Regions from separate parts of the Mus musculus genome. Here region 2 is linked to region 1. The links are chromatin contacts, found by Hi-C or POLR2A ChIA-PET in ENCODE. All regions are on one chromosome and are shown on one strand. Each heading gives the region's core, a stretch centred on a gene start or an enhancer-like site at or near the end of the contact. The rest is flanking DNA. Distances are from core to core; before and after follow the strand shown. Region 1 overlaps Sdk2 (sidekick cell adhesion molecule 2). Region 2 overlaps Sdk2 (sidekick cell adhesion molecule 2).

Region 1 (7,839 bases), core at 1,769-4,268:
CGAAAAAAACCAAAAAAAAAAAAAAAAAAAAAAAAAAAAGAAATGAAAAGCTGGTAGAGAGATGGCCCAGTGGTCAACAGTGCTGACTGCTTTTCTAGAGGACTCAGGGTGGATTATTTACACCTTCATGGCAGGGCACAACCATCTATAACTGCAGCTCTAGGGGCTCCAACGTCCTCTTTAGCCTCCGAGAGCATCACACATACATTGTGCGCACAGTGACATGCAGGCAAAAAACACACCGGTACACATAAAACAAAGTAACTATTTCTAAAAACAACTACAAATCTAAAATGAAACAAAAGGAAGAAGAGTGGGAAGAGGAGGAAAGAAAAGAAGAAAAAGCAAAAAGGGGACGCACTAATGTTGCCTTGCAAGTGTGATTTATGCAAAATAGATGAGATTTATGCAAAGAGATGATCCTAGAGAACTGCCAACTTGCAGAAAGCGAGTAATGTCATGGCTCAATACCAACAGCATAGTGAATGAATTTACACTGTGCATTTTAAGTAAAACTAACATATTTAGTCTACATATATATCTTTTTTTTTTTTTTAGACAAGCCCTCACTAGCTGGCCTTGAACTCACTGTACAGACAGACCATGCTAATCTTGAAATCATGGAGACCTGACTATCTCTGTCTCCAATGTGCTGGTAAATGTATTTTGATCAGTCTAACAGTCTATAATCCAAGCATTTGGGATGCTGAGGCAGGAACATTGTTGTGATTTCCAGGGCAGTCTGGGAAGTAAGACTCTGGAGGGAAAAGGTTAAAAAGTAAATAAAATGCCCACCCAAAAGTCCTACAGCAAACACTAAAAACAGCCTTGGTTGCACCTAGGTGCTAGATTTGTAATGGTCAAAACCTAGCAAGGAGCTGTCTTACCAGATCTGTGAGTGTGTGTACCTCCAGAGTCAAACTGGTTCCTTAGGACGAATCCTGGCTCTGCCCCCATCTGCTTCTGGAGAGCAAGCCTCTTAAAAGGCTCTCTGTGCCTATCCCCTTCCTTGGCTGTTACACTCGGGCTTTGTCAGGTTCTGCATATCAAGTGACCGTCTGACCCCTTAGAGTGTGGTATCAATGTGTCACTTCTTAATGTTGTCATTATTATACATGTTTATTTTAAATTTTATTTATTAGTGTTTGTTGTGTGTGTGCGTGCATTTGTGTGTGAGTGTGTGTGTGTGTGCATGTGTGTGTGTGTGTGTGTGTGTGCATGTGTGAGTGTGTGTATGTGTGTGTGTACATGGGCAACTGTGGAGGCCAGAAAAGGGAATTGGATCCCCTAGAACTGGAGTTACAGGCAGTTGTGGGCAGCCCTATGATGTAGGTGCTGGGAACTGAACTGGGGTGCTCTAAACCACTGAGGCCCCTGTCCCACTCCCATGCTACCATCAGTTAATTGACCATTAACAGTTGCATCAGACATCTGAGGGGCTCTGATCTCCCAAACTTAAAATAACTCATTCTTTCTTTTTCTTCTTTTGCTGCTAAGGATTGAACTCAGAGCCTCTGCATGTTGGGCTGAAGTTCTACCTTGGAGCTCTGCTCAGCCTCAAGCAGGACTTTTTCGGTCCTCTCTTTCCCCCATTGATGGTCCAGCTGGTTGGCTGCACACACGCACACACACACACACGCACACACACACACACACACACACACACATATGGTGGTACCTTCACTATGTGCCACTCTAAAAGTATAGATACCACGTGCTGATGAACTAAGAGGGCAGATGAGCCCAGCTCCGGACTAGCTCTGCACAGTCCCCACAAGGCTAGAGATAGAAACACATGTTTGAGGAATTTGCACCAAGGAAAAGAATGACTGCCGCTTCAGAACTCCAAAAAAAAAGTTTATTTATAAAATACTGACAGTTTGACAGGACATAGGACTTCTGGCGGTATATATTTCAAATCAATTTCTTTCTTACCTTTCATTTAAAAAATAAACTTGCTAACAAGCTATATGACATATAGATATATTTATTTTTCTTACAGATAGACACCTGCCATAATGAATACTCTCCCTATAATTTTTCATTATAGCTTTTAAATCAAAAAAATAAAGATTTGTACCGAGTTTTGTTTTGGGAGTCTATATGGGTGGAGGAAGGAACACACTTAAATGCTTTGGATTTGTCTTTTTATGGAAACAGAAAGGTGGGGGTTGTCCCAAGGGGGTGGGGCACCTGTGCTCGAGGTGTTGGTTAGGGTGGGTGTCCCTGTATGGGACCACAGAGGCACTCAGGAGCTGGTGGTGGCTGTCTGTGGGTCCCCTCTTTCCCCCAGTGATGGTCCAGCTGGCTGGCTGCACGAATATGGTGGCACCTTCACTGTGTGCCTCTCGAGAAGGCGAGGGGAACCCCTGCCTGGGGCAGTCTAATGTGAGGTTCTGGCACCTTTAGAAATGCTGTCCAGGGCGGTCATGGACAGCAATGACAGAAGGCCTCTAAAAGCAAGGGCTGGCAAGGCAGCCTAGCTGTGTCCTTGTTCCCTCTGATTCACGGGCAGTGTCAGGTTTGTGGTGGAGAGGGGAAAGGAGAGGCAACAGCGCGGGGGTTGTAAACTCCCTGTTGCTCTCCGGAGGAAGATGCTCCTGGAACCCAGAGCAGCTATTTGGTTAGTCTTGGCAATCTGGGAGCAGAGCCTGCAAGAATGCAGGAGGCAGGCGCTGCCAGGAGAGGAGAGAGCCGTCCCAGCGTGCTAAGTGTGGGCTCCTGAATACAGGGCAGATTTCCTCAGGGCACAGAGAGGCAACAGCAAGAGGGCTAGGCGTGTCCTTCTGTGACCTTGTTCCCCATAGTCACAAGACAACAGCCCTGGCCTCACAGGCTCAGGAAAATGAAAGCTTCCCCTTACCCAGGGTCGGTGCCCGCCTGCCATACCCTTAGAATATGGTGGGGTGTCTAGGTGGAGTTCTTGGGATGCTCCAGTGCCCAGCAGAAATGTAAACATAGGCCAAAAGATCTCATTGAACAACCTAGAGTTCCGCAGCTGGACACCTACTGGGTGTCCAGCTGTGGCTGTGGCTGTGTAGCTAATAATTCCCCCCCACACCCCTGGCAGGCAGTGCCTAAACAGAGGCTCTCACCCTAGGCTCATCTCCGAGTTGTAGCTTGTAATGTGCTCAGCTGCTTGGGTAATAGGTCTCACCAAATACCCCAAGTGCAAGTGACCCAGGCTGTCCGTGCCTCCTGAGGATGAGAGACAGCCAAGGGGCCGTCAGAGGGCATTGCCAAGAGCCCCTATGTTAGCACACATAGATGTATGCTCTGTGCATATCTTTATATGCTTATATGCAAGCCCAAGTGGGTCTGTGCCCAAGGATGCCAGCACGGGTTCCAATGAACACATGGAGGACCTCAGTGCACAAGGTGATTTGTTAAAGGCAAAGGAAAATTGGCCTCCTGTGCAACACCACACACACACACACACACACACACACACACACACAAATGATTTTTTTAAAAACACATTCCCACTTCCTCTTTAAAGCTCCCTCACTGGGCTGGGCTGGGCTGGGCTGGGCTGGGCTGGGCTGGGCTGGGCTGGGCTGATAATTCCCTAATGTAAACTCACAACATCCTTAAATGGTTAAAGCCTCCGAAGACAGAGGAAAAAAGAAAAAAAAAAAGATGGGAGTTGTTTTAAAAAGACACAAGGGACAGACGGACAGTGAGCGTGGCAGTGTGAACTCAGGCAGCCCCTGCCTCTGCGGATGTGCGGCTTTGGCGATGTCAGATGCTGCGGGGGCTGGGGTCCAGCTGACTGACAAAGGTCAAGGTAGCCCTGGGAAACCTGTGTCCCTGGAGGGGCAAGGTCTCTGCCAATTTGTAGTCCTTTGGGGACAAGGCTGTGCTTCCTGGCTTAAGAGCCTTCGCATCTGCCTAAGAGAAGTCACTGTGAAAAGCAAACTGTTCACTCCCAGCAGATGGGTCACCTGCCTGCTGAGCTGGCTTCCCACATCTCTCTTACAATATCCCAGGGGTCAGGTGTGTAGGGAGGAGAGACCACATTAATACTCAAGTATGTTTTTTTTTTTTTTCTGAGACAGGATTTCTCTGTATAGCTCTGGCTGTCCTGGAACTCACTTTGTAGACTAGGCTGGCCTCAAACTCAGAAATCCACCTGCCTCTGCCTCCCAATTGCTGGGATTAAAGGTGTGCGCCACCATGCCCGGCTCAAGTATGTTCTTAACTCGGGCTTTGACCCTGGCTTCTCTGCACAGTGAGAATTAGCAGGGACTAGAGACTGCTGAGAATGGCTTCAGGTTCTCCACTAGGGCCTCTCAACAAGGCCAACAGTAACTGCTCTGCCGACTCCCAGCAACTCTGACCCTTTATTGAATTGGACATGCCCCAGTGAAGCCTATGAAGGAGGCAGCCAAGCATTTCCAGCAGTAGGGCGAGCTTTAGGCTGATTACTGTCCCCAAGGGCCTAAGTCAACCCAGGACATCAGAAAACCACCTCCCCAAATCCTGGAGTTGGAAGGCCTGGAAGGCCAAAGCTGATGAGAAGCTCAGGTCCCCCATGGTTATTTACAGAACTTTCCTGGGAGGAACAGCTTTCCTTCCATCAGCTATTCTTGTCCCTTGATGCTATCTGACCCGCCTCTCCTGGCTGGGCTGACCACGCATCTCAATTGCTGTGTGCAGTTTGGACAAGGCTTCCCAGCTGGCCCTTCTTTGGTCCTTCCCAGCCCTGCCTTCACTGAACCCCGCCTGGGAGCTGTTAGGGGGAGTTGAAGTGACCTTTTGTGGGGAAGTGGACCGTGAAAGGTAGCGTGGTCCTCGGTTGAACTAAGGCTAGAAGCCCCAGAGACCGGCTGCCCCACTCCTCAGACTGCACTTCTTCTCCCCCTCCCCGCTAGGGGTGTCCCGGGACTTCCCTGCATCCCAGCACCCGCCCTGCGATGATGGCGTGGGATGAGTGCAGTCTCCCTGCGTTCTGCTTCCCCAAGCGGTCATGCCCTGTGGTAGAGCAGACACGGGACCCACAACCTTATGACCTTTGATTCTTTATAAAGCCTCAGGACCAGGGACTGGACCGCCCCTCTGGGCCCCTGTATGTTGTGGTAGAGACAGAGGGCGGGGCTACACAGGTCTTAAAGTGAGAAAGTTGTTGGGCAAGAAGAGTTCCAGGATATCCTCTTAAGAGGAGCCCCTGGACCCCTTTTCCTCCGAGTTCATGGGGCAGCTGCATGGGCTAGCAGGAAGGTGTACATTCATAGGAAAGTGATAATCTGAACATACATACAACCTTCCTCCTGCGAGGCTGGGTGCGCTGAGTTTCCTATCCTAGGCACCGCCCCCAACCCTTTGTTTCCTTTCTCTTAGTGTTGGGCTGGTGGGTCAGAAGGAACAGTCAAGGCTTTATTCTTGCGTCTCTGACTTCCTGCAGGACATCTCCCTGAAGCATCCCTTAGCGTGGAGCCAGCACCTTGGGTCTCCACTCCCCAGATGTTACCTTTCCTTATCAGCATTCTGGGAGGTGAATCTAAGCAACAGGAGGCTCAGTTATGTGGCTGTGGAGGGATTCTTTCTCTCCCAACCCTTAGGCCCTCTTCTTTGAACTTATAATTAAAAAAAAAAAAATTGTTTTGTAGGAACAAGGAAGTTGCTAAGTGGATTGATTCTTACCATTTGATTTTTCTTTTTTCTTCCAAAATAAGCCAAATGCTTGGTGAAGAAGTTGTACGAGGGCCATGAGCCCTTGGGGGATGCCGAGGCAGGGAAGGGGGGTGACAAGGCCACGAAGAGCCAGAGACAGCAGGCAGGCTTCGCCTCTGAGCGCACCCATCCTTTTTGCAGAGGGGCAAAGATCGCAAGCCCAGAGATCTAGCACAAGTGTGAGGGGTGAAGCCATCTGCATCTCTAGAAGCTTTCAGATCCCTCAGCCCCACCTGCCTTATGGCTCACTCTCTCCAGGGCCCCAAGCCCCTCTGTCCTCGGCAGAAGTGAGACTATCTGGTCTCCAGCCCTCCACACTGCAAAGTGGACCCCAAGGATGTGAAGCCATTGCAGGTCACGTGTATCCAAGTCCGCCTGTGGGTTTCTTCTCCCTCCGCCCGTCCTCCAACCCGGCTTTGCTGGCCCTGGAATCTCTGGAAAAATAAACTTGGGAGGTGAAACGTTGAGTCGATGTCTTGGTGGGGTTTTCTTGTGTGTTTTCTGGCAGGCGTTTTGGGAGGCGGCAAAGGAAGATTTTGGTGTCTCTTTTTTCTCCCCATTCTTTCTCCTCTTTTGATGTCAAACGAAGGATGAGAACCCAGCTATGGGTGCCCGAGAGCCAGGGGCGAGGCTGCTGGGGGGACGGTAGAGGGTGCTCTGCTGACTCTGGGGATTCGGGGGGTTTTGGGGCGTTGGAGTCCGGCTGGCCTTGGGCCGGAAGAGGCTGCCTTGCTGGGTGCTGTTGCTGTTGGGGACAGTGACGTGGTCAGGTTCGCCGGAATCACTCTCTGTGTAGCTGTAGGCCTGGGCCCGAGAGATGCCTTTCTGTTGGCGCCGCCAAGAGTTGTAATATGTGGGGTCACTGATGTAATGGTTGACAAAGGAGTGGGCTTTCTGGGTGTTCGTGTCCACTTCGTACTCGCTGTCACTTCCCTAGGAGGAGAGAATCGGGGTGTTAGTGAGGTCAGGACTCAAAGGCACAGAACATTCTGGCTCCATTCTCTGCTCTGCCTCTTTCAAGTGAGAGTATTGATCTCAACACTGTCTGTTAGCATTTTGTCTAAGCTCCGCCCCACAGTTACCTGGCAACGGCCAGGTGTGCCTGACTCACTATAAAAGGGGCTGCTCGCCCCCTCTGCTCTCTCTTGCTCTTGCTTTCTTGCTCCAGCTCCTTCCTCTTGCCCCTTCCCCCTCTCTCCCATTCCCTCCCCCCACCCCCATTCCACATGCTCATGGCCGGCCTCTACCCCAACCCCCCTCTCCCTTTCTCTGTCTCTACTAACCTCTCAACTCCCCTCCCCACACCCTGAATAAATATTATTCTATTCTATACTATAGCATCGTCATAGGTCTGGCCTGGTGGTGCACGCCTTTAATCCCAGTACTTGGGAGGCAGAGGCAGGCACATTTCTGAGTTTGAGGCCAGCCTGGTCTACAGAGCGAGTTCTAGGACAGCCAGGGCTATGCAGAGAAACCCTGTCTCGAAAAAAAACAAAACAAAACAAAACAAAACAAAACAAAACAAAACAAAATAGTGTCACCAGAAATGTCTCAGCGGTGGAAAACATCTCCCACTCTTCCCAAGAACCCGAGTTCGAATCTCAGCCCCCATGCTGTGCAATTTACCACAGTCTGTAATTCCAGCTCCAAGGACTCTGGTACCCTCTTTAGGCTTTTCTGGGCTCCTATGTGCATATGTACAGGAATCACAGAATCACATACACACATGAAACTTTTTTTTTTTAATGCTAACAAAAGATCCAAATTCTCCTATGATGACTTTGGAGGCCGTCCTGCCCCCATGAATGTGAAATATTCAGTTATTCTTAACTCTGTTAGGATATTCTGTGGTTCTAGGCACATGCTGCTTCGGCAGGAGACAAGTCAATCTGAACTGTAAACTCTGAATTGTGCAGCTAAAATTACCACTCCCCCTCCCCCACCCCAAGCTTCCAGCCATGTTTTGAGAAGGAATAAGACAGATGGAGATTCTGGGGAACAGACCAGCTTGGATGGAGAAAGGCACACTTGGTGACATATAGCCCAGAGGTTGCTACCAAGGCTGCCTGGCTGCTATCCAGCTATGTCTTGCTTTCCTCGTCCCTGCCCACCAGTGTCCCTAGCTGGCCAATTCACCACTTATATGAACCTAAGGAAGACATGTTT
Region 2 (7,504 bases), core at 2,667-5,166, 33 kb after region 1:
TGTGTTTTTCAGCATCCCGGTAGAGTGGGGTTGGGGTGCCTTGAGATACAGAGTGGGCACTAAAGGAGATGTCAGAACTCCGGAGACATGGCGTGCCTTTCATCCCTGGGTGGCAGGGCTTGCATAGAGACATTAAGCTGTCAGCAGGAGCCAGACCAGAGGACAGCCAGAGCCTCTGGAAGAGATGTTTTCTTGTTCTAGGACCCCTGGGGTAACTCTGAAAACACAAGGATGGAAGATTCTGGTGTGTGTGTGTGTGGGGGGGGGGCTGGGAAATGGGAGGGCAAAGAGGCAAGACAGGAAGCACCCCCACCCCCCCAGCATCCCAATCTGGTTGGGTGGATGGTCAGGCTATTATTGTCCAGTGCTGCCTCCCACCAGGCCAGAACTAATCTTGACAGCTTCCGGCCCATCTCCCCCGCTGTCTTTGAAGGAGGGAGGTGAACTCAGGGCCCTTTCCTGCCCTCCCCCTCAACACACTAGGGGGTTAGAAGGACGTGGGACAGGACATTCTGTCCTATGCTACAGGACCGGAAGCTTCTAGGCTCCTGGGGGTGGGGTGGGGGCGCTCATGTCTGACCGGTGACACTGATGAAGTGTAGTCGAGATGGCCAGGCAGGCAGGCAGACGGACAGGCTAGCACACCCAAGCTCAGCCTCTGGCTGACCCGGGGAGCCAGGAGAGGGAAAGGCTGCCCTGGAGTGGGATCTTGTCCCAGAGAGGATCCCGCTTCTGCAGCAACTGAAGACTAGTGGGGGCCACATAAGGAAAGTATCAGGCTGGAAAAAGCCGCCTTCTGGAGGCCAGGGCAGAAGGCTATACTAACGGGCGATTTGTTCTAACAAAAATCGGAGGATGAAGCCAGGTGTGGTGGCGCACGCCTTTAATCCTAGCACTTGGGAGGCAGAGGCAGGCGGATTTCTGAGTTCGAGGATAGCCTGGTCTACAAAGTGAGTTCCAGGACAGCCAGGGCTACACAAAGAAATCCTGTCTCAAAAAAAAAAAAAAAAAAAAAAAAAAAATCGGAGGATGCTTGTTTCATATAAAATGCCATTTTGTTTGGCAAAGAGCTACAGACATCCTTCTATGTACCCACTCCTCCCTTATCTGTGGCGTTGGGAATTAAACCCAGGGCATCTCTCTCAGGCTAGGCAAGTGAGGTACCACTGAGATATCATCTAGAACTTCCCATATACATTAACTCATTTCTAGGTTACTTTCCATTCCTGACACATTGCAAATAGTACTGTATCTATTTACTAAGTAGTTGCTACTCGGTGCTGTTTGTACATGCTCAGTAAAGACACATTTGTTATTTGGTGCTGTCTGTCTTCAGCATAGATACATTTTCACTTGCTTATTTGCCTTTTGAGGCATTCTCCCTTAGCTCAGGGCAGTCTCGAACTTGCTGTGTAGCTAAAGGTGGCTCTGATCGACTTTAAAGGCTTACTTTTCTTTTCATTTATGTGCATGTGTGTCTCTGTGTGTGTGTCACACCAGCGCCCATGCCCATGGAGGCCAGCACAAAGGGGGTTGGGTCCCCTGGAATTGAGGCTCGAGGTGGTTGTGAGACACTTAATGTAGGTTCTGGGAATGGAACTCAGTCTCTTGGAAGAACAGCAATGCTGAGCCATCTCTGAGCCCTGGCTCTTGCCCATTCCTGGCTTCACCTCTTAAGGTCTGTGCTGCTGCACCCAGACAGACGCAATTTTGGGGAATATTTTCCTTTCTTGGTTGGTTGAAACTGCAGATATGAAATTCATGGCTTTGAGGGTTGACACACGGGGGAAGAGAGAGAGAGAGAGAGAGAGAGAGATCCTGAATTCTCTCAGATCTCAGATCTGCCTTGGTTCCAGCATCTGCCCTTTCCCCTATGACCTTACCAGGGGATCAGGAGCAAAAAGCCTATTTTCTGGGGTGACTCTAACCCCTGTTGTTAGACAGACACTACACTGCTTACTCCCTGGGAATTCTAGGGGAATCCAGTGTGACACTGACCAAAAAGTGGCTTTGGACACCTCAGGACAAGGGGATCTGTCCCCTCTCTCCTTCCTCCATCCTGCCTGGATCTAGTCCCCACCTCTCTCTGTCATCTCCTCCAGACTCAGCCCAGAAGGCAGAGCCAGTTTTTCTTTTTATTTCTTTTTCCCTTTCCCTTTCCCTTTCCCTTTCTTTCTTTCTTTCTTTCTTTCTTTCTTTCTTTCTTTCTTTCTTTCTTTCTTTCTTTCTTTCTTCCTTTCTCTTTCTTTCTTTCTTTCTTTCTTTCTTTCTTTCTTTCTTTCTTTCTTTCTTTCTTTCTTTCTTTCTTTCGGTTTTTTGAGACAGGGTTTCTTTTTATAGTCCTGGCTGTCCTGGAACTCACTTTGTAGACCAGGCTGGCCTCGAACTCAGAAATCCGCCCTTTTGAAAATTTTATTTGTTTATTTTTATTTCATGTTCATTGGTGTTTTTGCTTGCCTGCATGCCTGTGTGAGAGTATCAGGTCCCCTGAAACTGGAGTAGCAGGCAGTTACGAGCTGTCACGTGGGTGCTGGGAATTGAACCCCGGGTTTTTAAGAGCCAGTGCTTTTTTTTTTTTTTTTTTTTTTTTGAGACAAGGTTTCTCTGTATAGCCCTGGCTGTCCTGGAACTCACTCTGTAGACCAGGCTAGCCTCAGAAATCTGCCTGCCTCTGCCTCCTGAGTACTGGGATTAAAGGTGTGTTCCACCACTGCCCAGCTCAGCCAGTACTCTTAACCACTGAGGCAGAGTTCTAATTCTTAACCGCTCCAACCCTCTGAGTCTCCCCATCACACTCAACACAAATCCTGTTCTCCAGACCCTTGGGAATCGGGCCTCACTCCACCTCTCTTGTCAACACCGGGGTCTGTCCCTCGAATCCCCTCCAGCCTCCTGGCCTCTGCACCTGCTGGTCCTTCTGACAGGAATCCTGCTTCCGGCTTCCTGCTTGTCTCCAGAACTTCCCACAGCTGGTCTCCTCTGGCTCAAAGCTCAGCTCAGGTGTAGCCAGCCATCTTGTGAACCACACCCTGCTCCCCTTAGCTCCCCCTACCCCCCAGCCAGCTCATCTGTGCTGTGCTTGTTTATGTCCTGTCCCCTGGCCTCAGCAGGACACAGACTTACTTTTAAAAAAAAAATCATTGTTTCATCACCAGTGTGAAGCAAAAGTGTGGGCTCACAGAAGACAATGAACGCGGGGTGTGCTGAGCAAAGGCAAGGAGACAAGAAAGGAGGAGAAAGCCAAACAGGGGCGGGGAGTGGCGGCTGTCCCAAAAGCTGAGACAAGGTGGGCAGAACAGGCTAGGTGAGATCTGGGGACTTTCTCAAGGTTCCCAGTGAGAGTTTCTTTTTTTCTTTCTTTTCTTTTCTTTTTTTTATGGACACATAGAGCCTTCTTTGCAGGCTGGGCTTTTCTTTCCACAGGGCATCTGGAAGTGGGGCCTGGGTATCCGAACCCAGTTCCCCGGCTGCGTGAAAGCTCCGACACCAGACGTGGACACCAGTTTGTCCCCCAAACCCTGACCTCCCCAAGAGACTTCTCCCTACCTGCTTGCTGAGTCTGGCCCCGGGTCGGGGTGCTCCTCGGCCCATCCCCCGCAGCATTGAAGGCTGCCACGCTGACCATGTAGGCTGTGTAGCCCGTCAGGTTCTTGAGTTTCACGCTGTTCTCAGCCAAGAAGAGAGTCTTCACCCTCTCTGTGAGGTTCCTCCGTTGGACTTCCCAGAAATAAATCTGTGGGAACCAAAGATTGTGGGATGAGAGGGACGAAGACATCAGGCCTCCCCTCCGCCCCTGCCCATCTCGGGGGTTCAAAGACACCCCTGCTTTCAACCAGGAAACAATATGGAAGTAGCTAAGAGCTATTTAAGAAGGATTCGGGAACTTTTCACTTTGTAGTCAATACCGACCCTCCGATCGTCTGTAAGCGTCATCCCCTGTGTATCTTGTGTCTCTGGGGTTGGCATCTGTCCCATGTAACAGGCGTGTCAGCCTCAATAGGAACCTGCATCTCACCAGCCTGAGCTGGAGAGGCGGGAGCAATCATGGGCTCTGCTCCACTGTGTGGGGCACAAGGGCTAACAGCTTGGCAATGCCAGGGCACTGGTGAGGAGCAGAGAGCCTCAGCTCTGCCCCGTGTGCCACATAGGCAGCCTCAGCTGCTAAGGCCCCTGTAAAAAGCTCCCGCTGTAAATAAAGTTCCTGGTGGTGCATATGCGCAATCCAATCTGATAATCGTGGATCAAAGTCTGAAAAGTCTGGTGCAGGCTAGACAGAGGTGGCATTCGGTTTGTGGCTCAACTCTTGATGGCACCATTTGCTAGGCCTGTGACTTGGTCAGCTGCAGAGGGCTTAAGGACACCCGCTTTCCGGGGCGAGCAAGAAGACTGCAGGCCGTAAGGACTGGCCAGCTTCTAAGGGTATTGTTACACGCTTGTGGAGGATTTTAAGTCCTCAGTGCAGCAGGAGCTTCGTGGAGCCTCCGGGCACTCTATAATGAGCATGGTTAGTGCTTTTAAACACGCATCGAAGACTCTCAAATTACATTAAGAGCTGGTATTCTGCTACATACAGCCTGGCATCCCAAACCCTGTACAGGATTGACGATCATTTGGCTCCCTCTGCTGGCCAGAGAGGGTTCTGAACGCTATTGGAGTTTCCTTTCCTCCATACCAATAAAAGTAGGAAAGAGCTAATAAAAGTGTCCACCCCCAGCGTGTGCAGAGGCAGTCAGGACATCTTGTTACTACAAAAGATTTGCTTCTCTACTGCCTTGCTTCCATTTAAAAAATCTTTTTATACGGGGAATTGAGGTCTCCATTCATAAAATCACCCACGCATCCACTGACTATGAGAACGCAACAGCCACAAAGCAGTCTCCTGGATTCATCGTTTGGGGAAGAGCTCAAGGCTAGCTCTACAGCTCTGCACACGCCCTGAGCATCAGCAGCTTGGCGAAGACAGTCAGAGAACTGTTGGATTCTCCTGGCCTGAGGAGAGGGATAGAGGGGTTTCCAGGGCCTCTGTGGAAATGCAGGGGTAGCTGGAACGGTAGGGGAGGCCGAGGAGGGGTGACGGCTGTGTGAGGAGAAACAGGCAGGGGAATGTCATGTCTCAACTGGGTGAGGCACGGTGCTGTGGAGACAGGCTGGGCGAAGCTTGTGACCGGTTGATGAAGAACAGGGCAGATTTATCAGCAGCCTTAGCAGTGTGAGATTTGGAGGAACGGTGAAGATGAGAACGTACTTGGGGTTGGGTTTGGAAAAGAGAGTAGAGAGTCAGCTTGAGCGGGGCAGAGACTATGGGAGATTGTCTTTGGTTTCCTTCTTTCCAGCTCTTCCCTCCTTCCTGCCCTCTGCTGGAGGGTCTCTCTCCCTCCGCTGAAGATGGAGCCTGAGTTCTATGTAGACTGTCTCGTGCCCGTGTCTCACCAGAACACAGCAAACTGGTCAGCAAGCACTTTATCGTTTAGCGATGTCCCTGTATCATGGGAGAAGCCTTTGAATGAATCCTCCAGCAAAGAGACCCAACAAGGACATAATGAGATGTGAACAAAACCGCGAGGTCAGGAAAGGGCATTAGGAACGGAGACAAGGGGCTGGGGAGATGGCTCAGTGGTCAAGAGCGCCGACTGTTCTTGCAGGGGACCCGGGTTCTCACAACTGTCTATAACTCCAAGATCTGACACACCCTCACACAAGATATACACAAGATGTGGACAAAACACCAGTGCACATAAAATAAATAAATAAATAATTTTTTTTAAAAGAGGAAATAAGGGACTGGAGAGGTGGCTCAGTGGTTAAGAGCACTGACTGCTCTTGAAGAAGACCTGGGTTTGGTTCCCAGCACCCATCTAGTGGCTTAGAAGCTCCTATGTGTCTAGTTCTAGGAGATCTGATGCCCTCTTCTGGCCTCCTTGGGTCCCTGTGGTGCACATGAACTCATGCAGACAAGCACATAAACATATGAAAATACTAAGTAATGAACAAAAGAAGAAACAAATTTCAGAATGCCTTTATGGCCTGCCTATGACTGGTCCTAGAGGGAGATACTTGGTGTTGTTGGGGAGACAGGGTCAATGGCTGGGGAGGGCATTGGGCAGGGCAGTGCCAAGGTGTAGGACATACAGAAGCAGGCTGCCTGCTTGCTGTCAGTAGACCTTTGTTAGATGAGGATACACAGTAAAAGGGACAAGGGCTGAGGCTGGATCCTGGTCCCCAAGGTGACATGATTGATTGGTAGAGCACCCACTCATGGGGAAGTGAGTATGTACTGAACCCAGGCTATGGGCTCCAGAGGGCAGGCACCCTGGCCCATCTGGCTCCTTTGTGTCCCAGACACCTCACTCATGGTTGATACATAGGCCAACAGACATGTCATGGGGGGAAGTGGCTGGAGCGGCAGCAGATGACGCTGACCCCATTTCTTTTTTTTTTTTTTTTTTTAAGATTTATTTATTTATATGTAAGTACACTGTAGCTGTCTTCAGACACCAGAAGAGGGCATCGGACCCCATTGCAGATGGTTGTGAGCCACCATGTGGTTGCTGGGAATTGAACTCAGGACCTCTGGAAGAGCAGTCAGTGCTCTTAACCACAGAGCCATCTCTCCAGCCCGGGAGTCAGATCTTGTTATGGATGGTTGTGAGCCACCATGTGGTTGCTGGGATTTGAACTCTGGACCTTCGGAAGAGCAGTCTAGAAGAGCAGTAGGGTGCTCTTACCCACTGAGCCATCTCACCAGCCCCTGACCCCATTTCTTAACTCTTGGTTTTTATTCCCAGCCCGTTTCCCCTTTAATCACTTTTCTGACGTATAGTTGACGAAAATTTAATAGAATTAAGATATATAATTAATGTTCTTTTTTCTCTCTTCTTTCCTTTCTTTTTTCTTTTTAAAAAAAGATTTATTGATTACTGCTAGAGGACAACAATCTCTAAGCCAAACCCGAGACTGTTGTGAGAAAGGGAGTGAGGGAAGGGAAGGAGGATTTTTTTTTTAGGATTTATTTATTTATTTTGTGAATGTGAGTATACTGTTGCTATCCACATCCCAGAAGAGGGCAACAGGTCCCATTACAGATGGTTGTGAGCCACCATGTGGTTGCTGGGAATTGAACTCAGGACCTCTGGAAGAGCAGTCAGTGCTCTTAACTGCTGAGACATCTCTCCAGCCCCTCTTCTCTCTCTCTCTCTCTCTCTCTCTCTCTCTCTCTCTCTCTCTCTCTCTCTCTCTCTCTCTCGTTGCTTATAGTGCTAGAAACAGAGCCCAGGGCCTTAAGCACGCTCAGAAGCACTTGATCAGCACTGCACCTCTCTCTGGCCAACCTGTTGTTATTATTATTTACTTACCCTTTTTTGGAAGCAGGACTTACATAGCCCAGCCGCCCTTGATTTTACAAAGTGACTAAGGGCAACCTGGAGCTGACCCTCCTGCCTCTACCTCCTAAGTGCTGGGATTACAGGTAGAGGCCCCTACGCCTGTTGCTTTATGCCTGCAGAGG

Evidence for each region. Hi-C counts contacts between places; a loop is a spot of excess contacts on that map. ChIA-PET counts read pairs that join two places held with the same protein, here RNA polymerase II (POLR2A).
Region 2: a map of left cerebral cortex shows a loop between it and region 1 (1.8-fold over the local background). The contact joins two enhancer-like sites. A Hi-C loop is called at or near these places in 3 of 37 maps with a recorded cell type or tissue (T-helper 17 cell and left cerebral cortex). POLR2A ChIA-PET finds 5 or more read pairs at or near these places in 3 of 5 experiments (Patski and embryonic stem cell).

What each region holds. Positions count from the first base shown.
Region 1 is chr11:113,774,538-113,782,376 of GRCm38, forward strand. It overlaps Sdk2 (sidekick cell adhesion molecule 2), which reads right to left. Exons shown (of 45, transcript NM_172800.3): 45 at 5,635-6,606. The coding sequence ends at 6,253. Among named protein-coding and RNA genes, the nearest start is that of Gm39468, 7.7 kb to the right of the region's middle. Within about 2 kb of position 3,019, at least 1 of the 3 ENCODE cell types and tissues checked has a DNase peak (open chromatin) inside an H3K27ac peak, as active enhancers do.
Region 2 is chr11:113,806,783-113,814,286 of GRCm38, forward strand. It overlaps Sdk2 (sidekick cell adhesion molecule 2), which reads right to left. Exons shown (of 45, transcript NM_172800.3): 37 at 3,547-3,733. Among named protein-coding and RNA genes, the nearest start is that of Gm51930, 6.4 kb to the left of the region's middle. Within about 2 kb of position 3,917, at least 2 of the 3 ENCODE cell types and tissues checked have a DNase peak (open chromatin) inside an H3K27ac peak, as active enhancers do.